Regions from separate parts of the Homo sapiens genome. Here regions 2, 3, 4, 5, 6 and 7 are each linked to region 1. The links are chromatin loops, found by intact Hi-C in ENCODE. Cell type or tissue: A673. All regions are shown on one strand.

The links. Peaks named below come from ENCODE experiments on the same cell type or tissue, not always from the same donor. Only the 100,000 strongest peaks of a DNase experiment are listed, where the experiment ranks them.
Region 2: it touches region 1 in a loop (6-fold over the local background); 27 of 110 quality-filtered maps call a loop at or near these places.
Region 3: a loop joins it to region 1, with 2.0 times the contacts of the local background. A loop is called at or near these places in 4 of 110 quality-filtered maps.
Region 4: a loop joins it to region 1, with 6 times the contacts of the local background. A loop is called at or near these places in 74 of 110 quality-filtered maps.
Region 5: a loop joins it to region 1, with 7 times the contacts of the local background. A loop is called at or near these places in 96 of 110 quality-filtered maps.
Region 6: a loop joins it to region 1, with 4 times the contacts of the local background. A loop is called at or near these places in 3 of 110 quality-filtered maps.
Region 7: a loop joins it to region 1, with 6 times the contacts of the local background. A loop is called at or near these places in 97 of 110 quality-filtered maps.

What each region holds. Positions count from the first base shown.
Region 1 is chr18:63,437,331-63,441,330 of GRCh38, reverse strand. No RefSeq gene overlaps it. Among named protein-coding and RNA genes, the nearest start is that of VPS4B, 17 kb to the right of the region's middle. In A673, a CTCF peak has its summit at 1,891 (motif pointing right); a DNase peak (open chromatin) is centred at 1,880; H3K27ac peaks cover 3,088 bases.
Region 2 is chr18:63,117,519-63,121,518 of GRCh38, reverse strand. No RefSeq gene overlaps it. Among named protein-coding and RNA genes, the nearest start is that of BCL2, 200 kb to the left of the region's middle. In A673, a CTCF peak has its summit at 1,749 (motif pointing left); DNase peaks (open chromatin) are centred at 778 and 1,668; H3K4me3 peaks cover 894 bases; H3K27ac peaks cover 1,409 bases.
Region 3 is chr18:63,504,524-63,508,523 of GRCh38, reverse strand. It overlaps SERPINB5 (serpin family B member 5), which reads right to left. Exons shown (of 7, transcript NM_002639.5): 7 at 3,439-4,000. Among named protein-coding and RNA genes, the nearest start is that of SERPINB5, 30 kb to the right of the region's middle. In A673, a CTCF peak has its summit at 2,277 (motif pointing right); a DNase peak (open chromatin) is centred at 2,283; H3K27ac peaks cover 587 bases.
Region 4 is chr18:63,375,328-63,379,327 of GRCh38, reverse strand. All of the region lies in intron 1 of KDSR-DT (KDSR divergent transcript), which reads right to left. Among named protein-coding and RNA genes, the nearest start is that of KDSR-DT, 10 kb to the right of the region's middle. In A673, no CTCF peak of the experiment used is centred here; DNase peaks (open chromatin) are centred at 1,577, 1,897 and 2,577; H3K27ac peaks cover 3,922 bases.
Region 5 is chr18:63,022,887-63,026,886 of GRCh38, reverse strand. No RefSeq gene overlaps it. Among named protein-coding and RNA genes, the nearest start is that of BCL2, 290 kb to the left of the region's middle. In A673, a CTCF peak has its summit at 1,544; a DNase peak (open chromatin) is centred at 1,536.
Region 6 is chr18:62,582,850-62,586,849 of GRCh38, reverse strand. It overlaps a transcript of ZCCHC2 not described here. Among named protein-coding and RNA genes, the nearest start is that of ZCCHC2, 62 kb to the right of the region's middle. RefSeq lists enhancers at 380-674, 546-725, 2,591-2,650. In A673, CTCF peaks have their summits at 481 (motif pointing left) and 2,334 (motif pointing right); DNase peaks (open chromatin) are centred at 469 and 2,349.
Region 7 is chr18:63,014,071-63,018,070 of GRCh38, reverse strand. No RefSeq gene overlaps it. Among named protein-coding and RNA genes, the nearest start is that of PHLPP1, 300 kb to the right of the region's middle. In A673, a CTCF peak has its summit at 1,639 (motif pointing left); a DNase peak (open chromatin) is centred at 1,610.

The DNA.
Region 1 (4,000 bases):
AAAAAAAAAAAAAAAAAAAGCAAAAGCAGCACCCAGCCTGAGGAGGCTGAAGCCGTAGGAGAGAGAAGGGCAAGGAAACGGGAGAGGTGAGCATTCACGGTGGGGATGGGAAGGGAAGAAGCTCAGTGCCTCCTCCAGAACTAAGAGCCAATACATAATGACTAAAGCCGAAAATCTACAAACAGAAATACATGTGGCTAATTTGGAGAACTGGAAGTAAATTTCAAAATGACCAGTTCAGAGGTAGTGAGACATCTGGGGAGGGGAGAAGTGAAAGGGAAAGGGGCTGATGCTTTTCATAATAAACCCTACAAAACTCGGGTGTCATGGAGTCATGGATAAAACAAAACAAAACAAAAGAGGGAAAACATTAATTGAAACCTTATTTGAAAGCTACATAATTTCCATCATATGGAAATGTCATATTTTTAAGCAATTTCCTACTGTTGAATATTTGTTTCTATTTGTTCCTAATATAAAAAAGGCTGGTTGAATAGATTTATCCATGGATCTTGCTCTGCATCTCTGTCTATCTCCTCTGGGTAGATACCCCTTCCAGGGCAGAAGGTCCAGAAAAGCCATGCCCTTTCACCATAACCCACGGCTCCCTCTCATTAGAACCAACGAAACAGCCTGGAGGACAAAGACCTTCATGAACAATAATACATTTAATTAGTTTCATTATACACTTATTAGTAAAATTATACATGTTGATTACTAGTTTAATTTTATGGATGCATCTAATTTTTAACTAGCCCATCCCACCCAACCTCAGACCCCAAGGGAAAGGGAAAGAAAAGCAAGCCAAAAGTGTGACCAGCAGTCCGAAGGAGTGTCAGTGTTCCTGGGCCCAGGCCAAAGCAGGCCTGTCAGGGATGACTGGACATGTGCTGCTGAGGGTTACAGCCATCCTGAGAGCCCAGTCTTGCCAGAGTTGGGAGCAGAAATGCAGTCCAGCCCAGCAAAGAGACACAGCCCAACCCAGCAAACAGGAACTTGGCCCCCAAAGCCAGAGCTGTGCTCATATTTCACTGCCACAATCTCCATCAATATAACTGCTGATCTGGAAGCTGTGAATGTTTGTAAGCTCTGGATACATAATGTCAATCCACCTTCCAGAGTTCTGGTGCTGCTACTTTGTATAATTGTTGTTGCGCCAAAAATGATACAAACACAATATTGACCTCTAGATTCTTGCAAGCGAATGTATGAATGTATAATGGTCTTCTTCTAGACGGATTTCAGGAAAATGGTAAGGTATTGCCCTGAGCTATGAATTATAAATTGTGAAGCAGGTAAAGTCATATCCCTCACGTCTTGTCTTTGTTTCTGGAGTCGGTCCTGTACTGTCCAGCACAACAACCACCAGCCCCATGGGGCTACTAAACACTTGACATGTGTCTAGTCCACATGGAGATGCGCTGCAAGTGGAAAGTACACACCGGATTTCAAAGATCAGTGCAACAAAAACACTGAAAATGTCTCATTAATTTTTTATATTGATTACATGTTGAAATTACAATATTTTGAATATGTTAGGTTAATAAAAATACATTTGTAAAATTATTTTCACTTGTTTCTTTACACTTGTCTTAATGTGACCACTAGAAAATTTGAAATCATATATGTGGCTCACACTTGTAGCTTGCATTATTTTTCTATTGAACAGCATTGCTCTGTAGAGAAGTAAGCGTTTTTCAATTCAACCCAGAGGGCTGTGGGCCAAGGCTTACTTCACAGTGGGTTTCCTAATCTGTGCCTTTCGGTGTTGCTAGCCCTGAGCCTACTACCTCTGGCAATTTTCAAGGAAGGCTACAAGGAAAGGCAAGCTGCTTACCGTTGAATCCCCCTGTTCCAGCTGCACGGATAGAGAACTGTATTTTCGGGGCATTGCCAGTAGAGGGCATTCTTACCACACTTAAGACCAAAAAACTGGAAAACTAACGAATACAGATTGTCTTTAATACATTCTGGATTGTTAGTTAATTAAGAGATAGATTGACTGAACTAAGAAAATAAAATTAATTCAAGAGTGGGAGAATTTCTTTAAAATTTGCAGATGAAACTGGTATTTGGGGATTGATCCAATGACCAAAAAAAAAAAAAAACCATTAAAAGGAGCAACAGTATTTGAACTGCTTTTATTTTTTTCTAAAACCCTTTGAATCACAATTTTTAAAATAATTTTAATTCCTTTGTCAGACCACTAGACACAGAAGAGTGAAATTCTTAAATTTTCTGAGGTAATTACTTTATTTATAAAGGAGCTTTATCCTGTCATTTGTACAGAATATTTATAACAAAAGGTTGACCTGGAAGTCAATATTTCACGTTGTGTCAGAATGCTCTTCATGGCAGTTACTCATCTGAAGCTAACTGTCTCTAGATACTGCTTCTCCTTGGAACCATTTAGTAATATTTGGATCATGAATTAGCTTCAGTTCATGTTGCCATTGCTCAGGGTTCTTGATTGCTGACTGGTATCCTTGTCAGAAGAGGGAAATTTTGGCTGGCGCTGGTGGCTCATGCCTGTAATCCCAGCACTTTGGGAGGCTGAGGCGGGTGGATCACCTGATGTCAGGAGTTCAAGACCAGCCTGGCCAACTTGGGAAAACCCCGTCTCTACTAAAAATACAAAAATTAGCTGGTCATGGTGGTGCATGCCTGTAGTCCCAGCCACTCAGGAGGCTGAGGCAGGAGAATCAATTAAACCAGGGAGGTGAAGGTTGCAGTGAGCCAAGATCGCACCTCTGCACTCCAGCCTGGGTGACAGAGTAAGATTCTGTCTCAAAAAAAAAAAAAAAAAAAAAAAAAAAGAGGGAAATTTGGGCACAGAGACTCAGACACAGAGGGAGAACATGATGTGATGACGATGGAGGCAGAGATGGAGTGATTTGTCTGTAAGCCAAGGAGAACCAAGGGTTGCCAGCCACCACCGGAAACTAGAATTAGGCCAGGCAGGATCCTTCACTAGAGCCTTCAGAGGGAGCATTGCCCTGATTTTCAGACTTCCAGATTCCAGGACAGTGACAGGATATATTTCTGTTGGTTTTTGTTTGGTTGGTTTTATTTTTAAGACAGGGTCTTGCTCTGTCACCCAGACTGGAGTGCAGTGATGCAATCATGGCTCACTGCAGCCTCAAACCCCTAGGCTCAAGCTATCCCCCCTTCTCAGCCTTCCAAGTAGCTAGGACTACAGGCATATACCATGCCAGACAAGTTTATTTTCTTTTTTTAAAATCTACTTTTTGTAGAGACAGAGTTTCACCATGCTGTGGAGGCTGGGGGTCTCAAACTCCCAGGCTCAAGCAATCCTCCTGCCTTCACCTCCCAAAGTGCTGGAATTGCAGGCATGAACCACCATGCCCCAGGCTCCATTTCTGTTGTTTGAAGCCATTCTGTTGGTGTTACATTGTTACAGCAGCAATCCAGACACAATTTTCTGTTTTCAGAGCTAAAACATTTGATAAGATTTCTTTAAAATTATTTTTTAAATTTCTTTCAATCCATCACAGAAATATTTCAGAAAAAAAAGAGCTAGGAAACCTATTTGTTTAGATTTATTCACATAAGTATGCGCATTAATTTGAAAATAAATGCTTATATAAAATTATATAAGATTGGTCAGGGGCTGTGGCTCAGGCATATAATCCTAGCACCTTAGGAGGCCAAGGTGGAAGGATTGCTGGAGGCCAGGAGTCCAAGACCAGCTTGGGCAACATGGTGAGACTCTCATCGCTACAAAAAAATAAATAATTAGCCAGGCATCATGGCACATGCCTGTGGTCCCAGCTACCTGAAAGGCTGAGGTGAGATTGCTGGAGCCCAGGAATTTGAGGCTGCAGTGAGCTATGATGGCAGTGCTGCACTCCAGCGTGGGTTACTGAGCGAGATCCTGTCTCTTTAAAAAAAAAAATTACATAAGATTAATAAATTACAGAGATAGGCCAGGCGCAGTGGCTCACGCCTGTAATCCCAACACTTTGGGAGGCCGAGGCGG
Region 2 (4,000 bases), 320 kb after region 1:
TATCCGTAAAGATAAAAAACAAGAATAGACTCACTGGTGAACACTAGTTCCCTCTAGCATTATGTAGTTTTTATTTATGGTTATGTGTCTTTCTGGGGATGGAGGAGAGAGGGAATAAACTAGTCCCATCTCTTTTAAGAGATTTATTTCCAATAAAATTTAAATTTTATACTTAATAATTATTTGTCAAAACTGTAATATATTTGTGCATTTTTATGAGTTGGGTAATAGTAATTGTATACTCAACTCAGGAACACAAAAAACCTTATGGCCACAAAAATTTACAGATTTGCCATAGATGATCCTGAGGTAAATCAATTTTAAGAAATTGTAAGTTGTAAATTTAGTTGTAAGAAATATTATATTAGGATAAAATGAGAGGCAGAATTATGAATTTGAGGAGAAGAAAAAGAAATGTAAAATGTCCAAGTGTCAAAAAGTAACTCCTATATTTTTCATGTAGGGTATTGAGTATCATGCCAGTATGGTATTTCGATTCCAATGGATATCGTTTGAAAATGATGTAACAAATTTATTTTTAAAATGTGAATTCTTAAAATAACTTGTCAGACAAACTTGTTATTAGCCTGTGTCAGAATTCTATTTCAGACTGGCCTCAAGAGAAGAGGCTCCCAGCAAGCCAGCCAATTCAGTGATTCTTTTTTGGAAGAGACACAAACAGAAAAAAGAAATGGCACCACAACAGAAGAACAGCTCGAGACTGGTTGGCGTGGTTTAGAGAGCTGAGTGGAGACCCTGACTTCTCAGCAGTTCTTAATCCCATTAAAGTCTATCCGGAAATTACCCAAGCATTTTATCAGGAATCATAATTACTTCATGGAAGGGGTTACAAATGACATCATACAAAAAAGTTCTGCCACAGACAGTTTGGGAACAATTTTCTTTCTTATGCTATTAAAGAGTGCATTGGAAATTATATCCTTAGCAACTATTGACATTTAAATTTTAAAAATGAACCGTCATACATGGGCAAGCGTGGTATATGTCTTTCAAACTGCTGACAAGGGGGCCTTCTGTCAAGTTGGGGTGGCACATCGGCTGATTCATCAGAAGACCCCTTCCCGGAAGGCCCCTCCAGGCACTCCTCTGGACTTTATTGGAAACTGAAAAGCAGATACTACCCAGCGGAGTATTTTATTTAAATTAATCTTTCTGTCAGCACCAAGGAAACAAGTAATTGGATAAAAATAATAGTTGTAATAATTACTCAATCTGGGAACAAAAAGTAAAGCCTTAAGGTCACTAAAATGCATTTAAATGCATAAGCTTAATCTTGGCTGTAGAAAAGTATGAAAAGCTAATCAATTTTAAATGTTAACATTAAGGAATCTCATCTGGGAAAAAATGGGGGTGAAAATGTGAATTTGAGGAGAGAAAGTGCCAAATTTCCAAGTGTTAAAAAAGAACTTGTTTCTGTATGTTTTATGTAGATAGTTTTCAATTATCAAACCATTGTGGTACTTAGCTTCCATTGTATACATTTTTAAAGTGATATAAAACAAATCTGGTTGTGATTCCTATCAACATAGGCATGAGCCACTGCGCTCAGCCCTCTTTGTTTTTGTGCTGGTTCCTTTGTGAAAGTTCTGCTGTTGAAGTGCTCCAGGACTCTACCCTCAAAACCCTCTACAATCCCACATTTACTGGAAGAATGTGGAGAAGGCAATGGATTTAGTCACCCTTTTTTGGTGTCCCACCACACACTGCCACCAAGTGGAGGACGGCATCTCAGGTCCCTGGCAACCTCATACTAAGAACGGAGGATTTGCCAGACAGGACCATTTCTGGGCCAATTTGGCCATTCAGCAATTCTTTTTGGAAGAGATACATACACAAAAAACTATTCAACTGTATGCAAATGTATACAAACTGTAAATGTATACAATGGGAATCTAAGTCCCTCAATGATTTAACACTCAAACACCATCTACATGGAAAACACAGAAACAAGTTTTCTTGTAACAGAAATTTGACATTGTTTCTTTTACTCCCCAAATTTACATTTTTTACCCCTCTCCCCCTATTTAATTTTGGGTGCTATTTTTTAATGTTTAAAGTTGATTAGCTTCTCTACTTTGCTACATATGTCTCTCTGGTTACTAACACCACTCTCAAGGGACCTTCCTTAGCAAAGCATGGGCCATCTGCCCTGGTGAGTTCAAACATGACTGCTGGGATTTTTGCCCAAACAACTGAGTGGATAGTGGTGTCATTTATTGAATTAGAAAAGGATTGAGAAAGTGAGGTGAGTGAGGATCAGATCTAGTGGAGGAGAATCAAGAGAAAACTCTTGTCAGTTGATAACTCCATCCTGTATCTCTCCTGAGTGCCAGACTCATGTCTAAGTCTCCTCTTGAATAGATAGTAGGGGTCTCAATCTCGATACAGAACTTCAATCAGTCATCAGCATATGGATAGTATATAGACATGGATTTGTGTGACATTTCCTGGGGAAGGAGACAGTAGGTGAGGGTAGGGTCCTAGAGCACTTCCAACAGCAGAACTTTCACAAAGGAACCAGCACAAAAAGAGGGCTGGGTGTGTTGGCTCATGCCTGTAACCCCAGCACTTTGGGGGGCCAAGGAGGGAGGATCAATTGAGCTCAGGAGTTTGAGACCAGTCTGGGAAACATAGTTAGACCATATCTCTACAAAAATAAATAAATAAATAAAAATTTTAAAAGAGAAGGATGTCTAAGGAAGTAGGAAGCCTTCTATTATGATTATTGTGTCATCATCTTACTTGAATCTCACAGGAATTTCATGAAGTAGATGTGATTATCCCCATTGTCCAGATGTAGAAAATGAGGCTAAGAGAGGTACATTAGTTAAGGTAGGCTAAATTAGGCTGCAATAACAAATAAACCTCCAAATATAAGTACCTCGACAAAGAGATGTACGCTCATGCCATAATCTAATGTAGGTTGGGAAACTCTTCCTGAGAACCTCTTATCCAGGAAGTGACTGAGGAACCCAACCTCTTTCTATTTTGTGATGCCATCATCTTCAACAGGAGGTTCACAAACACCTGAAGCTGTCAAAACAGCAAATGCAAAGACAGTAAAATATGTCTCAATGGGTTTTGCTCCTTCACGCTGAATGTCCCAGCCATTTACAAGCCTTCATTATCCTAGTTGCCCCCATTTGAATGCACTTAATTTTTCGACATCCCTTTAGAAGATGACACCAAATGAATATCATTCCCTGGTCAGCAACTGTCCTGTCCCAAGTGCTTTGGGGCTACTCCCTTCCTAGCCTGGAAGCCACATCTTAGTGACAGGGATCAGAGCCACATTCATGTTTTACCCAGTGTTCTGTATTGTTGTCTGTTACATTGAGATTGACATTAACCCCAGCTCTTTTTTTTTTTTCATGAACCACTAGGATGCCTGTGAAAATTTACACAATTGATTTCTTTTAGCACAAACTCAAGTCTTGACACCTCTGTAAAATTTCATTTTCTTGGTCTCTGCCCTCCATGCCAAGCCATGTGAACATTCTGAGTCTCAATTCTTACCTGTGTCTCATTATCTAGCCCTCCAAATTTGTGTCGTCTACAGATCTGATAAGACAGTCTTCTACACCTTTGTCTAAGTCTTTGATAAAATTACAAAACAGGTCAAGGCCAAAAATAGAGCCCTGTGCTGTTCTCCAAATAGCTCTCCATCAAACACAGACTATAATTTCTTCTTTTTATCTTTTTGCACTTCATAATTTGCTGAATAAAGGCAAAAGAAAGAGCCAAGTCTTCTTCTTTCTCTATATCATCTGTAAATATCTGTGCCTGTTTGTATTCTTTTTGTTGCAAACATATGCAAAAATTCCTTTTTGTTATTTTGCATTAAAAAATGGTAGCTCATTGCCCACCTTACCATACTTGTCATTAGTTTTTTCTGTCTGTCTGTCTGTATCCTGAATCACAGCTATCTCAGCCCACATCCACAATGAAAGCCATAGCCCCAAAGCAATCAGGCCCTGTT
Region 3 (4,000 bases), 67 kb before region 1:
TCAACATAACATTTCATTTTTAACATAGAGGAAAATCTGCCCTTGAAGCTTTTTGTTTTGTTTTTTCCTATGAATCATCAATTTCTTGATGCAAAGCAACCAACACTAAACAGGCTAAAGGGACTTTAGGTCTCTTTCATTTTTTATTTGTAAAAATGTATGGGCACACATGAAATTTTGTTCCATGTCATGTGTAAAATGTGTAGTGATCAAGTCAGGGTATGTGGCTGTCCATCACCCAAGTACAATACATTTTTGTTAAGTACAGTCACCCTACTCTGAAATCAAACATTGACTCTATTCCTTCGATCTCACTATATGTTTGTACCCTTTAAGCCACTTTTCTTCATCTTCCCCTCCTCCCCCAGCTCACCCCTCCCAGTCTCTGATCTCTATCTTTCCACACTCTACCTCCATGTGATCAAATATCGTAGCTCTCACATATAAGTGAGAACATTTAATATTTGTCTTTTTATGTGGGTTATTTCACCTAAGATGATTAATCTGTCTTATTTTACTTCAGATAATGACCTTCAGTTCCATCCATGTTTCTGCAAATGACATGATTTAATTCTTTTTTATGGCCAAATACAAGTAAGTTTTGTAATATAATCAAATCATAGTGATTAAAAAGTATGGACTGTGGAGTCAGAGAGCTGGGGTTTAAGTCCTAACCATATAACTCAGTAGCCATCTGTGCTCAGCAAGCTTTTTTGTGTCGCATGTCTGAACTTTAGCACCTTTCACCTCAAATGGTGCCCCATAGGGTTGCTGTGGAAGCTGAATTATAACATATGTCATGTCTAGCAAAGTGTCTGGCTCATAATAATTTCTCCAAGAATGGCAGTGGTGATGGTAGGAGTCATAGTTGGAAAAAGTAATCACTCATAATTATTATACAATCATAATGAAAGATAGAGAGGCACTGGGAAAACCACTAAAATATATATATACATTTTATATATATATAAAATGTATATATATATAATATATATATGTGTGTGTGTAACAATCAGGAATGCACACATATTTCACCAAAAAACATGTACTAGAATATTCACAATGGTACTATTTGTAATAGCCCAAACCTGGAAATACCCACATGTCCATCAAGAGTAGAATGAATAAATTGTGATATATTCATAACATATCAATCACAAAGATTTTAGAAATCTTAAACAGATAGTGGCTCACGCTTGTAATCCCAGCACTTTGGGAGGCCAAGGCGGGCAGATCACCTGAAGTCAGGATTTCAAGACCAGCCTAGCCAACATGGTGAAACCCCGTCTCTACTAAAAATACAAAAAATTAGCCAGGTGGGGTGGCAGATGCCTGTAGTCCCAGCTACTCAGGAGGCTGAGGCATGAGAATCACTTGAACCTGGGAGGGAGGGAAGTTGTAGTGAGCCAAGATTGCACCACTGCACTCCAGCCTGGGCAACAGAGAGAGAGACTGCCTCAAAAAATAATAATAATAATAATAATTACAGATGATTAAGTATAGAGGTGTCCATAGTAATATTATCTATAACAGAAAAACCAGAAACTAGCTGAATATTCATCAGTAAGGAAATAACTAAATATATGTTTTCATAGTCATAATGTTCACAAATCCAAGCCCTGCTATTTACCCATTTGGAGGCATTATCCAATTCTTCTAAGCCCATATTTCCTCATAAAATAGATAGGCATGGCCCTTAACTTCAGGGTCACTGTGAGAATAAGCAAAGGCAGTAATTGGGCCCCTTACTGGTGGACTGTCTCTGACTCTAGGGATGTTTTAGTTGACAAGGAAAGGACTGCCAGGATATGACAAATATTTGGAACTCCTCCTAAATAGAGAAGGTCTGGAAGAGAGGAATTCTTTCAGGTTCATTCAGTGACCCCTGTCAGGGATCGCTGTCAGTTGGAAGAGGGCATGGAGCAGAGAGGTTAGGAAGTCCAGCTCTGGAGTCTGTCTTCATGAGTTCAAATATAGCCACCAACATGCATTAGCTCTGTGACCTTGAGTAGGTTGTCTATCCATTCTCTGTCTCAGCGTCCTCATTTATAAGATGGGATCATGGTTTCCTCCTGAAAGGTCTGTGGAGAGGACAAAATGAGATAATATACCTGTGACCAGTTTGCTAGTGAGCTGGGCTGGGCAGGGTGCTTGCAGAATGCACTGAATTCTTCCTTTCCAAACCGACCCTCTTTCATCTTCCTCCTCATCCTAGACAAAACCCCCCAGACTATCCACTAGATGACAGTACCCCAGCTGTGACAATGAAAATGTCCCCTAGGGGGCAGAATTTCCCCTGGTTGAAAAATCACTGAATTAAGACTGTCCCAGATAAGATGACCAAAATTTTCAGTGTTTTCCAAATTGCAGGAGACACTTTAAGCTCCCTGCATTCTTGGTTTAAAGAGGCACAAATCTCTCCCTTCCTCTAAAAACTCACTAATGTTTTTCACAGTCATCTCACATTTTGTATTTCATAGCCTGGATAAGAGGGATGATGAACCAAGCGGGCAAAATCTGGCTTTGACCACCCCCAGCAATCCCACACAAATAATCTTTTAAGGATGTGGGGGCATTTGTCAGCTTTTGTACTCATCATTTGTTGAAAGAGGAGACACGTTTAGTTCAAGCACACAATAGGGACAGAAAAGAGGCTATGTTGAATATTAGGTTCAGGGACACCATAACTAATTTAAAACAAATGTGCATGGCATTGAGAAAAACACTCTTCATAAGAAGAAACAATGTTTTAAGCACATACAGTGTCCTAATATAATGACTTTTGAGGGTGGGTTTAGAGTGAAAAGGGCTGGGAAGATCTCTATGTCCCAAGGTGTCTGATTCCATTATAGATGTTTATGCAGTTGAGAGTCATTCTAGCACTGCCCTGGTCTTTTACTCCCTAGGATGAAAGGAGTGTGGGAGAAAGAAGTCAGAGCTGAGGGCTAGGAAGAAAGGAAAACAAGGGAAAAGAGGAAGTAATTATTCTTATTTCTTTTTAGTCTGCCTCAATCTTCAAAAGAGCATTTTACCTACAGGGATGCTTTGGGGTTTTTTGGGGTTTGTTCTTTTTGTTTTGTTTTGTTTTTGTTGTTTTTATGTTTTGAGTTTTTGTTTTGTTTTTTTTTTTTGAGACGGAGTTTTGCTCTGTCGCCAGGCTAGAGTGCAGTGGCCTGATCTTGGCTCACTGCAACCTCCGCCTCCCAGGTTCAAGCGATTCTCCTGCCTCAGCCTCCTGAGTAGCTGGGTCTACAGGTGGGCGCCACCACGCCCAGCTAATTTTTGTATTTTTAGTAGAGACGGGGTTTCACTATGTTGGCCAGGATGGTCTCAATCTCTTGACCTTGTGATCTGCCTGCTTCAGGGATGCTTTTGTAAACGCACGGCTTGGTTCTATTTCAAAATAGTCTAACTTAATAGGAAAAAAAAAACAAGACATGTAGTTCAATAATATTTTATTGTCAATAGCATAGGAAAAATTCAATATTGAATCTCAGAACAAGAAGAACCTATTTACAATGCAGGTCAAGGAAGAGATGGGAGAAGGAATGTCACAAAATTTTTGGTAAATACATATTTTTTATAGAGAAGTAATCCATGAACCTGCAACACGGATAGCTTATCCAACCAACTTTACAAATTACTATTAATATAAGTTACATGCTTGCCATCTAAAGTAACTAAACCCATAGACTGAAAAACTATGTGTCAAGGTAACGTGAGCACTTTAATCACTTTACTTATATTTTCTAAAGGCAGTAGTTTCCTCTCCTTTTCCCGCTATCATATTAGATGAAGAGACAAGTTCCTTCAACACAAATTCTGATATCGGCTATTGTGAGAATCCCTGTGCAAGTCAGCTAGAAGCCCCTGCCACCAGTCTAGTGCCAACCAAATGACCAGATGGGACAGCTATCAAAAATGAAAGTGAATTTATATTAAGATCTGAACTTCCTCTTGGGGTCTTGCATTTCAGCTACTAGAGGTCTATAATTCCTTA
Region 4 (4,000 bases), 62 kb after region 1:
GTATTTTAGGAAAGTGTATTTGAAATTTTTAAAAATATTTCTAATGTCTTGTTTTTTTTCTTCAGGTATTCCTATTCTACATATGTCGACTCACATCCTTTGTCTGTTTTCTTATCTTTTTTTCTGTCTTTTAAATTCTTTGTTTTCATTTCATTTTGTTTGCTTTACTCATTATTTCCTTTCTGTTCCTTACTGTGTTTTTCACTCTATTCTCCTCCTGCGTTCACTTTCATTTTCATATCTGTGATGATTTTTACTTTTACTTCTTTCCTGATTTCTGCCAGTGTAACTTTTATCTCCTCTTGTTGTTTCATCATTCTTCCCTGAGTCCTTGCATTTGTAGTCTTCCTTCATAAAATAACTGCTTCACCAAATGTTTTAAATCATGGTGAAATATTTAAGTATCCAAATAAAAGATTTTTTGTTTTGTTTTGTTTTTTCCCTGAGTGTAAATCTATTGAGGAGTCTTTCTGCTCTTCACCGCTCTTTCCCCTCTTTTTTTTTTTTTCTCTCATAATACCTCTGTATCAGGATTGTGCCAGTTCCTTTCAAAAGAAATTACTTACCTTTCAAGTCGAGCACGGTGGCTCACACCTGTAATCCCAGCACTTTAGAAGGCCAAGGCAGGCAGATCACCTGAGGTCAGGAGTTCGAGACCAGCCTGGCCAACATGGTGCAACCTCATCTCTACTAAAAACACAAAAATTACCCAGGCATGGTGGCAGGTGCCTGTAATCCCAGCTATTCAGGAGGCTGAGGCAGGAGAATCACTTGAACCCAGGAGGCAGAGGTTGCAGCGAGCCAAGATTGTGCCATTGCACTCCAGACTGGGTGACAAGAGCAAAACTCTGTCTCAAAAAAAAAGAAGAAGAAGAAAAAAAAGAAACTATGTATCTTTCAGGCCGGGCACAATGGCTCACGCCTGTAATCCTAGCACTTTGGGAAACTGAGGCAGGCAGATCCGCTGAGGTCAGGAGTTCAAGACCAGCCTGGCCAACATATGAAACCCATCTCTACTAAAAATACAAAAATTAGCCAGGCATGGGGGCACATGCTTGTAATCCCAGCTACTCGGGAGGCTGAGGCAGGAGAGTCGCTTGAACCCAGGAGGCGGAGGTTACAGTGAGCTGAGATCATGCCACACCCTAGCCTGGGTGACAGATAGAGACTCCATCTCAAAAAAAAGTGTTTTTAATTTAATTTTCTATATTTTGTTCATTTTTAAGAATGTAAGAAGAGTAAGAATGCCAATATTGCTATTCTAAGGTAATCCAAAATATCTTTTTAATGGTTTCAACAAGATACAAAAAATATTTAAAAAAAATTATCAGATAAGATTAGAAATTAGCTTAATGGTTCTTATTGTTTATTTCCTGCTTTCAACTTTTTCATGTCAACCAAAAGAGTCAAATTCTAAAACATTTGAAGAGATTTATACTGAGCCAAATATGAGTGAACAATGGCCCATGACACAGCCCCGGGAGATCCTGAGAACATATGCCCATGGTGGTTGGGCTGCAGCTTGGTTTATACATCTTAGGGAGACATGAGACATCAATCAATACGTGTAAGATGTACATTGGTTTGGTCCAGAAAGGTGGAACAACTGGAAACTGGGAGGTCATAGGCAGATTCCAAGATTTTCTGATAGGCAATTGGTTGAAAGAGTTATTATCTAAAGACCTGGAATGAACAGAAGGAAGGAAGGAAGGAAGGGGGGAAGGAGGAAGGAAGGAAGGAAGGAAGGAAGGAAGGAAGGAAGGAAGGAAGGAAGGAAGGAAGGAAGGAAGGGAGTTATTTAGATTTCTGCTTTGTCATAACCCATGCATTTATTTAACTCCAAGTTTCCTGAGGACCAAATCATCAGTCAATTTAACAATAAATTATTGGACACCTACTTAGGTGTCCAGAATTCAGCAAGGCACTGTGGAAGAATCTTCTGAGTCAAAGAGTTATAAGTCATGTGATTACTTTATAATACAATGTGATAAATGTTATAATTAAAATGTGGAAAATGTGGATTAGAGAAAAAATACTCTTCTTAGGTTGCTTGGGAAAACCTCACTGAGCCACTGACACATTTGAAATCAATCTTGATAAATAAACCAGCTCACAAGGCAGAAGGTAGAGTGAGGAACTTTTAGAAAAAAAGACATTGCTGATGAACTGCATCAGGTTGACCAATACAGGAAAATTTGGGTATAATGCCATAGAGACCAAAAAAATTCTTTCTGTAAGACACAGTATCACCAGGATGATAAAAATATCAAGAAGAACCTGCATTGTCAGCTGGGTTCTGAGGGGCTGAGAGCCAGTCACCCAATATAGTGCTTCTGAGTTTGTATTTTGCAGGGTTTTCATGGATGGCGAGTAGGTTGTGGCCAGAATTTAGGTTATATGCATTCTGTGTTTTTGGTATGTGTGAATCTGAATAGGCAAGAAGAACTTGTATTAGTTTCGTAATACTGTTGTAACAAATTACCACAAAGTTAGTGGCTTAAACCAATGCAGATGCATTATCTTACAGTTCTGTCAGTAAGAAGTCCAGTACAGGTCTCACTGGGCTAAAATCAGGACGTCAGCCAGAGATAGTGTTGCAAGCCTGTAGTCCCAGCTACTCAGGAAACTGAGGTGGGAGGATTGCTTGAGACCAGGAGTTTGAGGCTGCAGTGAGCTGTAATCACACCACTGCATTCCAGCCTGGGTTATGATTGCATCACTGTACTCCAGCCTAGGGAGAATTAGTTTCCTTGGTCATTCAGGTTGTGAGCAGAATTCAATTCCTTGTGGTTGTAGGACTGAGGTCCCATGTTCTTGCTGGCTGTCAGCTGAGAGGTGTTCCCACTTTCTCGAGGCCACCTACACTCCTTGGCTTGTGGCCCCCTCCTCCACTTTCAAAGCAGCAATGGTGGGTTGAGTCCTAGTTGTGCTTAAGATCTCTCCTGCCTCTTCTTGCATTGCTGCATCTCACCCACCCACTCTCCTGCTGTCCTCTTTCACTTTAATTTTCTCTGTTTTTATTAAACTTGTTACTTTAAGATAATTGTAGATGCACATGTAGTTGTAAGGAACAAAACAGAGATCCCCTGTACCCACTTTCCCCCAGTGGTAACATCCTGCAAAATTATACCACTATATCACAACCAGGATATTGACATAGATATAGTCAAGATACAGAACATTCTTATTATCACATGCTCCCATTTTTATAGCCACATCTACTTCCCTCCTGTTCCACTTCCTCCTTAACCCCTAGAAATGATGTTAGTTTTTGATTTTTTGTTTTGTTTTGTTTGAGATGGAGTTTCACTTTTGTTGCCCAGGCTGGAGTGCAATGGCACAATCTTGGCTCACTACAACCTCTGCCTCCTGGGTTCAAGCAAGTCTCCTGCCTCAGCCTCCCAAGTAGCTGGGATCACAGGCATGCACCACCACTCCCAGCTAATTTTGTATTTTTAGTAGAGACAGGGTTTCACCATGGTCAGGCTGGTCTCGAACTCCTGACCTCAGGTGATCCATCCACCTCGGCCTCCCAAAGTGCTGGAATTACAGGTGTGAGCCACCGTGCCCGGCCAATGATGTTAGTTTTTTAAAAAAAAAATTTAAATTTTTTGAGATAATCTTGCTCTGTCACCCAGGCTGGAGTGCAGTGGTGCAATCTCAGCTCACTGTAACTTCTACCTCCCATTCCCCTGCCCACCCCCAAGCAATTATCCCACCTCCAGCCTTCCAAGTAGCTAGGACTACAAATGCAGGACACCATGCCTGGCTAAGTTTTTGTACCTTTGGTAGAAGCAGGGTTTCACCACGTTGCCCAGGTTGGTCTTGAACTCCTGAGCTCAAGTGATCTGTTCGCCTCAGCCTCCCAAAGTGTTGGGATTACAGGTGTGAGCCACCACTCCAGCCTGTTATTTATTTATGATATTGCCATTTCAAGAATGTTAGATAAATGGAATCACATAGCATGTACTGTGGGATTGACTTTTTGTCAACTTTTTGG
Region 5 (4,000 bases), 410 kb after region 1:
CAGAATAATTCCCTGTCATTATTTTGAAAAGTGTTTATTCATACATACAAGAGAAAGGCTGGCAGTTGTCTTAGTCCATCCCTGGCTGCTGTAAGAAAATACCATACACTAGGTGACTTATAAACAACATACATGTATTTCTCATCGTTTGAGAAGCTGAGAAGTCCCAGATCAAGGTGCCAGCAGATTTGGTGTCTGGTGAGGGCCCTCTTCCTGGTTCACAGACAGCTCTTCTCACTGTGTCTCAGGTGGTAGAAGGGCCAAGACAGCTCTCCGAGGTCTCTTTTATAAGGGCACAAAAGCCAATTGTGCAAGCTCCACCTCACGACCTGATCACCTCCCATATACCATCACCTGGGGGTTAGGATGTCAACATGTGGATTTGGGGGGAGCATAAACATTCAGTCCATTATAGTAGTGTATAAGCCAAAGTGTGAACATTGGCATCTATGATGTAGAGATTTGAGGAATGATTTTTTTCCCTTTATCTGTATTTTTAAAATTTTCTACTTGAGAAACTTTTAAGTTGATTCAAGGAAAAAAAAAATCTATCGTAGGTCAGGCCAGACAGGTTCAGTGAGGATCCTGGTTCCTTGGACCTGTCATACCCGAAATCTATCAACAGGCGCTAACTGCTTGACACAAGCTCCTGAAACAAGCATTTACTCAGACGAACTCCCAGCAATGCCACCCTCCTTCCTGCACATAAACCCCTCTTGGTCCTTGCTCTTCTTGGGGATGATGAACAGGGTATTTCCTTTCTTGGAAAAGTGCTGTGGGTCTGAAGCAAGCTGTGCCGCATTTGGGGCTTTGTAGCACAGTTTTCCTTAAGTATAGGAACCCTCCTAAACTCAGCACTTTGTGATGTAGGGATATTTCTCCCTCATGCCTGCACCATACGTCTCAGCTATAAACTCCCAACTGGAAGACTCAGTCTGAGGTTTGGATAACCACTCCCCACCCATAGGCCAAGATAAATGCCCCACCAGCAAGCTGCAGAGAGATAAGGGAAGTTGCTTGCTGGGTGCTTGTGGCAGGCCTGGCACTTCGAGCCCTGCCAAGAAAAAACAGGGAAGGATGGTAGGACAGGAACACAGCATGAAGTCATTGGCAGGGGGTCCCTGTATATTTCCAAATGACTGCCCATTAGGATTTAACCTAATACACTGTCTCCAAGCCAGCCGCCAGCCTCCAAGACCTCTGCCCTGCACAGGCCCTTATGTTTGGACCAACAGGCAGGGTGTGGTTGTACCTGAAACACACATCGCCTAAGCCTGAATGCCTGGGCCAAGACTAGGGATAGCTTCCAGATGTGGGCTCCACATCTGGGCCAGCCGTCAGGAGACTGCTTATTTGAACAAAGACTGTAAGTACTCAAAGAGCCCCAAGGTCCGGAGAAGGCTGCCAAGACCTGGCGCACAGACGAGTACAGAACAGACCTCAATTTAAGGTTCCAGGAGAGAAAGAAAGCTGTGCTTTGTGGTCCTGGATTGATACCCACGAAGCCAGGTACTCTATTCACACAGGATGGGCAACAGCTCCACCCACAGGGCTGAAATGCGAGGCTTAGCCTCTAGGATAGGCAGAATTCCGGACTGAGGATGGGCTTCTATTTTCAGCAACCTGTCTCTTGACCCTTCCCCGCTTTCCATATCGTCTCCTAATTGATATTCTCTGGAAATATTTTAGAAATACAGAATTTTGCAACTTTACAGTTTGGTGGGCCCTTTTAGCCCGTCATCCCCCACCAGACACCCATTGTTTTACACAGAGCCATGTGACTCGAGAATTTTCCCCACTGGATAAGGAGAAACAAACAAATAGAGCCACTGGCAGTCGTCTTTGGAAGAGGCCAACAAGATTACCGTGACATGGGGGCAGAGTACCCTACACTCCCGGGAAAGGGCAAACGTACTTCTCTGCTGAGTCGCGACAGGCTGGCTAGGCCCCCTGCCCCCCCAAATTCATATATTAAAGTTCTAGCTGGCAGTACCTCATGATGTGACTGCATTTGGAAGTGGAGATTTTAAAGAGTCAATTAAGTTAAAATGAGGTTGTCAGAATGGGCCCTAATCTAATGTGACTATGTCCTTATAAGCAGAAGAGATAGGACACAGATACACACAGAGAGGCGACCACGCGAAGACAGGCAGAAGGCGGCATCTACAAGCTGAGGAGGGGGGCCTCAGAAGAACCCATTCCTGCCAACACCTTGATCTCAGACATCTAGCCTCCAGAACCAGCCTCCAGGAAATACATTTCCATTGCTTAAGCTGCCAGTCTGTAGTAATTTGTTATGACAGGCCGAGCGGACTAACACGAGAGAGATGCTTGGGGTGTGCTGGGGAGGCGGGTGAGCTGCTTGGCTTGTAAAGGCCCTGGGGGCCAGGCTGGTTGGGAGGCCAGCGTGGCCCAGCGAGGAGCCCTGGGATGGATCTGAGCCCAAGGATGTTTGTCATTTTTTTTTTCAGTTTTGTGCTTTCATTAGCCTCAAACTATGAATAAAGTCCTATTAAATGTCACTGCCTGACCTCTGCATTGCTGTGGGACATAAAGGAGAGGGTCCTTGGCTGGGCATGGTGGCTCATGCCTGTAATCCTAGCACTTTGGGAGGCCTAGGCTGGTGAATCACCTGAGATCAGGAGTTCGAGACTAGCCTGGCCAACATGGTGAAACCCAGTCTCTACTAAAAATAAAAAAAATAGCTGGGTGTGGTGGTGGGGGCCTGTAGTCCCAGCTACCTGGGAGGCTGAGGCATGAGAATCAGTTGAACCTTGGAGGCGGAGGTTGCAGTGAGCTGGGATCGAGCCACTGTACTCCAGCCTGGGTGACAGAGTGAGACTCCATCTAAAAAAAAAAAAAAAAAAAAAGAAAAGAAAAAGAAAAAAAAAGTTAAAGAGGAGAAGGTCCTTGCTGAGGATGGAGTAGTCAAGGGAGAACCAGGTCCCTTCCTCTGGGCACAGAGGAGGACAGTTTTGGGACAGGATGGGAACCTTTGAGTACAGACCCAGGACTCAGGGAGGGACCCACCCATCGCAGGGGCAGCATTCCTGGGGTTTTCCAGAACAGCCAGTGGGCAGTTGGAGGAGTAACAGCTTTCTTCAGGGAAGATGGTGCAGGCTTGTTCTATTATAGTTTGGATAACACATAGCACAGGAATTTCACTAGCTATGTTACCTTAGGGAAGTTACTTAAACTCTCTGGTCCTGTTTTTGAGTATAAAATAGGATAATTATCCCTTCATAGAGTTGTTATAAGCATTAAATGAGACGACGTATAGAAAAGATTTAGCACTTTCTCTTATTCACCAAATATTTCTAAGCACCTACTGTGTGCCAGGTACCATTTTGTGCTGGGAGGCTGCAATAGAAAACAAGAGAGAAAATGTCCCTGTCCTCACAACTTATATTGTTAGAGATGGAGAAACGATGAAGGAAATAAAAGTGGAAAGTGGTTCTAGAAGGAAGAGGCGGGCTGCTGGGTCAAAGACTGTTGCAAAGTCAACATAAGGAGAAGACAGATCCATGAGCAAATGCCACATGTCCTCTCCTTCATGGGGTGTGGCTTTGGGTTTGTGTGAGGTGGGACAGATTGCTGAGCCCCTGCATGAACCAGACCCTAGAAAGGCGATGCACCAGGGAGAAGAGGCTGGAAAAATCCTGCTCATTGGCCCAGGGAAATAATGAGCAAGCTGATGTGTGCCCAGGATCCTGAGTGAGGAAAAATAAATCTCCTGTTTAAAAATAAAAGAAGTTTGGCAGTTCCTCGGAAAGTTAAATAAGAATTACCATAAGACCCAGCAATTCCACTACGAGGTGTGCACTCCAATGGCTGGAGGGAGGGACTCAAGCAGATACATGTACACCAGGGTTCGCAGCAGCATTCATAGCAGCTATTTACAAGGGCCCAAAGGTGGAAACAACCCAGATGTCCATCAGCAGCTGAATGGATAAACAAAACATGGTACATATATTTCGTGGAATATTGCCGAATTTTCAAA
Region 6 (4,000 bases), 850 kb after region 1:
CCTGTAAGGGACAGACGGTAAATATTTTAGGCTTCGAGGGCCATAGCGTCTCCATCCCAGTTATTCCACTTTGCTGGGATAAGACAAAGCACCCACAGACAACACATAGAGAAGCAAGACGACCGTGTGCTAATGCACTTTATTTGTAGACACTGAAGTTTGAATTTCATGTATTTTTCACGTGTCACTAAACATTCTTTTTCCTTTTTCAACCATTTAAAGATGTAAAAACCATTCTTAGCTTGTCGGTGGTGGGTTGATGCCCCTTGGTTTATGCTGCCAACCCAAGAGCTACGCCTAATTCATATCCTTCAGCACTAAGTCATACAGCTTTATTTTTTTTGACTAAAAGGCCCCTGAAAATGAAAACTTTACACATGCAAGCAGAGAGGAGTCCGAGACTTTCTGACGGGGCAGGAGGGGCAGAAACTGCTCCCTAAGGCCAGGGACAGCCAGACCCGTGCTGATGCTGCCCCCTAGTGACTGGCCAGCCTAACGTCCATCTCCCACCCACGGCCACGCTGTGACGGGTTGGGGGTGTGTTCCCCAACACACGAAATAAGAACTTCAAATCAGTTCAATCAGAAAGCGTAAAGAACTGTAAACCCAATAAATCATTTAAAGTGAAAAAGTAGGCTTCAATTCACAGAATTTTAGAACTGAAAGGAACTTTTGAGATGACTCAGTTCCATTTTTACACCAATTTACCAACGATTCACGTAGCTTTCAGGTAAAAAAAAAAAAAAAAGGCAAGTTCCAGAAAGGGCTGGTGGCCCATGAGTGTTCGCAGAAGAGCCTGCCCGGGAGTCCCGCCTGCTGAATGCCAGTGCAGGGCTGCCTACACCTCACACCGACATACCCACGAAAGACAGAGGTGGCGTGGGGCAGCAACCTTGTTGTCACACTGCCTGGGCTCACCGTCACCCAATCATTCTGTGCCCTTGGATATCGACTTCTTAGCCTTTGTGCCTCAATTTCCCTAACTGTAAAACAGGGCAGAGTTCCTCCCTCACAGGGCTGTGGGACTGAAATGAGCTGATGCTGTCTGGCCCATACTGGGCATTCAAGTGTCCCCTGCATGACAAACTTCTTGAGAGTCCACTATGTGTCAGACATTGAGTGCTTTATGTCTGTGTGCCAGGTTTAATCGTGCAACTACTCTACAACGCGAGTGTCATCATCCCCACTATGTAAATCAGACCGAGAAAGGTCACATGGACTGTGGTGGGTGCCTTCTCTTGTACAACTGATTTTGTGAAGGCGTGGAAGGCACAATTAAGTTACCATGTAACAAATATGACGTGACTCCAATAGGCTAGCAGGAATAAGCACTCAGTAACTGCCAGGCAGCCTGGTGGCATTCTTCACCTTCAGCAGGGCTTGTTGTTGGGGGTGACTGTTCTTGTTTCTGCATGAAGGTTACTTTGTCACCATCCATCTTTGCCTTTGGAGTGTCTTGGGGGCAGCAGGGGTACCTGGGACAATCTATATGTGACTGTCAGAGCTTTAAAAACATCAGCAGTCACCTCTCCTTTCTCCTTGCCCCACTGCTTCAGTAGATTTAATGGAATACTCCGTGCGCAAAACTTGTGTGAAGCACAACTCAGCGTGCGAGTGGAGATATCTGTACACATTTAAAATCTGCATTGATGCCACTTGAATTTATCTGACAGGTAAATGCTTTTGAAAGCCTAGTTCTAAAAGTCCTGGATATTTCTCTGGAAACATTTCACCCTCCCGCGTCCTCAAATCCTTCGAGAGCCACAAGGAAGAGGCCTCGCTATGGGATAGGATGTGGCGTGTGTTCCAGGCGTGCCCACAACCTGGTCCAGCCCTCCTCAGTCCAGAGGCCACACGGCCATTCCACCTGTGGGTTCCTATCACCTTACACAGTTCCATAAAGCCACTGCCCTGGGCTCTGCCAGAAGCACTGGTGGGGGCAGGAAGTGGTGCCAGGAAGTGAGCACCAACTTCAAGCAGAGGCCTGAGCATCACCATGGGCCTGTCTGCAGCACTTCGTCTCACTGAACCCAAAATTTCTCTCCTAGAAAACGAGGGGAAACATTCCCACCCCACTTCACAGCTGTGATGACCAAATGCACGCAGGAAAAGCACAGAGGAAACCTTTAAAGTGTTCACACACACATTTCAACGGCTGAATGAGGGGTTTGCTCAAGCTGCTTTTATGGCCAGCTGCCTGCACTCTTTAAGGTTTTGGGCACAGGCTTCCAACCCCAAATGTTCCCTCTCTTACGTTTAATGTTCTCTAAATTAGGTCAGTAGGAAATAACATCTGCTTGCTCGCACTGTCCTCGTCCCCCACCAGGTGGCATTGCGTTCCAATGAGCAATCTCTTCTGGTGAGAGGCTGGTGGAGGCCTTTTTCACAGCGGCTCAAATTGGAACTGCAAGAGGAAAAAGAAAAACAATGAAGAACCACCCAACCCCCCACCTCACCACAACTCCCACCGCCAAATTTCAGAGAGCAAAACCGGATCATGGGATTGAGAGCTTCTGGTGACCAAGGCCCGCATTCTCTGCAGGCGGAGGTGACTGCGTGAAGGGTCTCCGGTCCCCACACGTGTGATGTGCCCCCATTACAGAACAGACAAGAGGAAGCCCCAAACCACCCCCAATTCCAAAGCTTCCACAATTGATAAACATTTGCATACACACACAGAACTCAGGTGATGTGTACCCATGTTCCAATTCAGGGGGCTTACATTTTTCAACAGAGGACAGCGTTTAGGAATTAGGGAAATTTTGCATGGACAAGCACAACAGCTGTATCTGTAAGCAGCGGTAACATCAAATATGATGTTATTCTGACCCTAGGAATCCAACCTGAGCAAGCCAATACGTTAATGAGCATCCAGGGAAAGACAAGGTTGTCCGCCCTGGCCTGTCCTCTCTCTGCACAGGGTCATCTGAAGGGGCGAGGGCACTCCAGTTAAAACATTCCCTCCACCCCGAGCTGACACCTGCCTCTCAGCCCTGGGACCCCAGAGCCCCTCATCCTTTAACAGCTGGTCTCCTCCCCTAAAGAGAAGAAGATGTAGAGATGTCGTGACTACGTTTCCAGGCAGGGACCCCATTTCTTCATATCTCACACCTCGAAACTCACTGCTCTGGAAATCAATGAGCCCTCCCTCTTGGTGGGGTGGGGTTGGGTGGAGGGGGGGGTCAGTATTTTTTTATTCTTTTAAGATTATGGGAGTGTCATGGGGTGGAACTATTGTCACAGCTTGCCTCCATATGGTTTCACTGCCTTAACCTTAGAATGCTTTTGCAATCAGTATGGAGAAGTGAAAAAGATGTCTTCCAAGCTCAAATGGATGGTGCTGTTAAGTACTAGGTGCTGTTAAGAAAACAGGTATTTTACACCGTGCTTTCTCATCTCTTTGGAACCTTTTCAGAAAAATTTGATTCTTAGTGCTTACATAAAAAATTAAATGTAGATTTGCCTTGCCATAAACTTTTACTTTGGTACTGAATAATCATGACCGTTATGACTCGGCATGTCTGTACAGTCCATACATACCATTAACTGGCAAGCTTTCCAACTAGGTTTAATCTGCGAGGGTAAGGAATAGCTTCTATATCGTTCATCAGTGCATAGAGCAAAATTAACTAATCTTAGTCTAATGAAGAGCTATGTTTGCTAGGTTCCTCACCATCCAAAGAATCACTGCCATCACTCCTACCCAAACCTGTTCTCGTCCACATCTTCCCTTTTATTAAAAAAAAAAGACACGGTCTCACTCTGTCACCTAGGCTGGAGTGCAGTGGCATGATCTGGGCTCACTGAAGCCTCTGCCTGCTGGGCTCAAGCGATCTTCCTGCCTCAGCCTCCTGAGTAGCTGGGACTACAGGCATAGACCACCAGGACCAGCTAATTTTTGTATTTTTTGTAGAGATGGGGTTTCGTCATGTTGCCCAGGCTGGTCTTGAATTCTTGGGCTCAAGTGATCTGCCCAAGGCCTTGGCCTCCCAAAGTGTTG
Region 7 (4,000 bases), 420 kb after region 1:
ACTTTAAGCATATTATATTATACTCTTTCAATTGAGCATTTTATTATCTGAAAGCTACCATGTTTGGGATGAATGCTTACTTTCACTCATGATGGAATATATACTTTAGTGTTTCATAATTTTTTATTATAAAATTCTCTTTCAGAGATGGTCTTGTTTTATTCTGTTTTGTCTTCTGTGGGAATTCTGTGCAGCTTGGATCTTAGACATGTCCCTTCATAGTGGTTTCAATTTTGCTTTTGCCAGGTGTCTTGGAGATAGTTAAGGCAATTAAAAAGTCACCACTTCTGTGCTGCCACAGGTCACTTTCCATCAGCTGAGTCTTGGAACCTTTCCTCACTACTTGCATGGCACCTTGCACACATCTCCATGGCACCTCACATCACACTCTGTTCTGAAGCTTATATGTCCCTTTCCTCTATTATTCTGAGAGCTCCTTAATATTCCTCAGGTCTATCACAGAGCTCATAAACATTTGTTGCATGAATGAACTTGGAGAAGCCAGCCCTCAGAGCCTCAGCTTCTTTGAATGGGATGTTATATTTCATCCTTACCTCATAAGATTGTCGGGATATCATAGACTCTTAGGGTCAAAAGGTGCTGTAATTCAATCCATAGGAGGGTCACATTAAATGCTTAATTCCCTGCATAAGATAATTAACTAAAAAGCCCTCACAAGCTGTGAAGGGCCAGCAGAGGTAACTGACTGTGCTTCTCCACTGCACCTGGCAGTGGTTCACTATAACATTACTGTCTGTCTTTGTGCTCTGTGAGTCGGGAATAGTTCCAATGGAAAAGATCCATCATGCAGCAACAATTTCAAACTTTTCTGAGACCAGAACAAAGCTGCACCTGAAGCTGATTCCCTTGGGCATACTTTGGGTTTAGGATCCTTCAAAATCAAATGGCAGTGACCAAGAAAGCAGCTGTGTCCACTTTAAATGTCCACTATCTGTTCCTCACTTTCCGAACTTGACCAAACACTCTTTGAGGAGAGTGACCACAATATATATGTATTTGTATATTCCTATGGTCAAGCAGGAAGCACAGTACTAAACAGTAAGTTTGAATTCTGTCTGACCCATTGAATTTCTTTCTTTCTTTCTTTCTTTTTTTGTTTTTTTTGAGATGGATCCTCACTCTGTCACCCAGGCTGGTCGGCAATGGCACAATCTTGGTTCACTGCAACCTCCACCTCCTGGGTTCAAGCGATTCTCGTGCCTCAGCCTCCCAAGTAACTGGGATTACAGGCGCCCACCACATCCGGCTATTTTTTGTATTTTCAGTAGAGACCGGGTTTCAACATGTTGGCCAGGCTGGTCTTGAACTCCTGACCTCAAGCGATCTGCCCGCGTCGGCCTCCCAAAGTGCTGGGATTACAGGTGTGAGCCACTGTGCCCAGCCTGAATTTCAAGTTAAAGCTAGAGTTGCATTTGATGCTCAACACTCTAAATAAAAAATATATGCTACCTCACAAAACTAGAAATTCTTGATAATAGTAAAGCCATTTTTGGTTTGGGCTATACTTTTTTTTTTTTTTTAACTCAAGCTTTCCTTTGGTGGGAAAAAAAAGGATGGGGTTTGCTATGGGTTTCAGCGGCTCCAAATAGCTGTCTTCCCCTGCCCCCTAGTGGCTTCATGACAAACTGTGAGAACCTTCGCGTCGTTTCTTCTCAATTTTCTTCATTACTCCTATTCTTACTGTTTTTATTATTGCTTGTGAAAAAGACTTTCTTAAAATTATGCAACCTAAAAATTCCCCTTGCTTAACATGAAATAAATCTTCTGTACTTTTTCCAGAAAATATGCGTGCAGGGCCAGGCGCAGTGGCTCACACCTGTAATCCCAGCACTTTGGGAGGCCAAGTCGGGGGATCACTTGAGGTCAGGAGTTTGAGACCAGCCTGGCCAACAAGGTGAAACCCCGTCTCTACTGAAAATACAAAAAGTAGCCGGGCGTGGTGGCATGTGCCTGTAATCCCAGCTACTCGGGAGGCTGAGGCAGGAGAATCGCTGGAACCCGGGAGGCGGAGGTTGCAGTGAGCCAAGATCACGCCACTGTACTCCAGCCTGGGCAACAGAGCAAGACTCCATCTCAAAAAAAGAAAAAAAAAAAAAGAGAGCGAGAAAAAGAAAAAGGATATATGTGTACAGTCAGAGGCACCGTCCTAGACATAGAGAACACAGGAGTTTAGAAGCAATTCCCTCTCATTCCTCATCGGTGGCCATCGTAGACGTTTCCCTTCATAGAGGCCACCACCCTGGGAGGTCTTGCTCCATGGCCCCAGCTGACCCAACATGAAACGTCCACACCTTTCCCAGGCGCATTCTACTACCAGCACCTCCCAAATTAGACCTGAGCCAGCCTTCACATCATTCCCAGCCCCAGCCTCCTGTCCCGGCCAAGAACAGCCCCTTTCTTCCATGTGCCTTGGCTCCTGGGTCCCACCTCCTGCCTGTGCTCTCTGCATAAACACCATTGGTTTGGAATAACCCACTAGAATTGGATCCTAGACATGAACCCAGCGTTTGTTCACAGTGTGTGACCACCGCTAACACCAACCCCAGTGATTTTTGGTGAAGCACAGACCAGGCAAACCCTGTCTTTATCTGGGCCACTTAACATACTTCACAAAATTCAGTAAGCAGATAAATTAACAGAGATTACAGTCATTATGAGATTTAAACTTGTGTCCTCGAAGATCAGGTAGAGCCGCCCCATGAACCAAGTTGCTAAGAATTCATAATATATGATCTATTGAGTTTCTCTGCACCAGCAAGCTTAACTAGAAAATGAGTTTTTTAAATGACACCTTTACAACTGCATCAAGAAAACATCAAATACAAATACCTGGGAATAAATCTAACAAAATATGTCTAAGACCCCTACCCTGAAAATACAAAACATCATTGAAAGAAATTAAAGATCTAAGTAAACAGAGGAATTTGCAACGTTCATGGAATGAAAGCCTCAAAAGTATAAAAATGTCAATTATTCCAAAATATATTTATAGATTTAAAGTAATTCCCATCAAAATGCCAGATTTTTTTAAATTGGCAAGCTGATTCTAAAAATTCATGGGGAAATTTTTTAAAAATTACTTAAAGAAGAACGCTAAAGGAGTTACATTATCAGATATCAAAGCTTATTACATAATTCCATGTCTGGGTATATACCCCACAACATTGAAAGCAAGGACTTAAACAGATACTTGTACACCCATGTTCACACCAGCATTATTTGCAATAGCAAAAGGTGGAAGCAACCCCAGTGTCTGTAGACAAAATGTGGTGTACACATGCAGTGAAATATTATCCAGCCTTAGAAGGGAAAAAATTCTGACACCTGCTACCACACGGATGAATCTTGACGACATTATGGTAATTGAACTATGCCAGTCACTAAAGGACAAATGTCATATGATTCTCCTTATATGAGGTACCTAGACTAGTCAAGCTTATCAAGACAGAAAGTAGGATGGTGATTGCCAGAGGCTTAGGGGAGAGATAATGGAGAGTGTTTGTTTAACGGATACAGAGTTTCAGTTTGGAAAGATAAAAAGAGTTCTAGAGATGGAGGGTGGTGATGGTTGCCCAATGATGCAAATACACTTACTGACATTGAACTGTATGCATAAAAATGGTTACAATGGTTAATTTTGTTATATGCATTCTACCACAATTTTTTTTAAAAAGGACTTGTTATAAAACTACAGCAATTAAGACAGTGTAATAAAGGCATAAGAACAAATAAACCAATGGAACAACATAGAAAGTCTAGACACAGGCTTACACACAAGGTCATCTAATTGATGACAGTAGTGACAATGCAGTAGAATGAGGAAAACCTGGCCATTTAAAAAAATGATGTTGGGTCAATTGGTTAACCTTATGCAGACAAAATATGTCTTAACACCTAATGCACACCACACACAGAAATCAATTCTGTGTTGTAGATCTAAATGGAAAAGATCAAATACTAAGCCACCTAGAAGAAAACA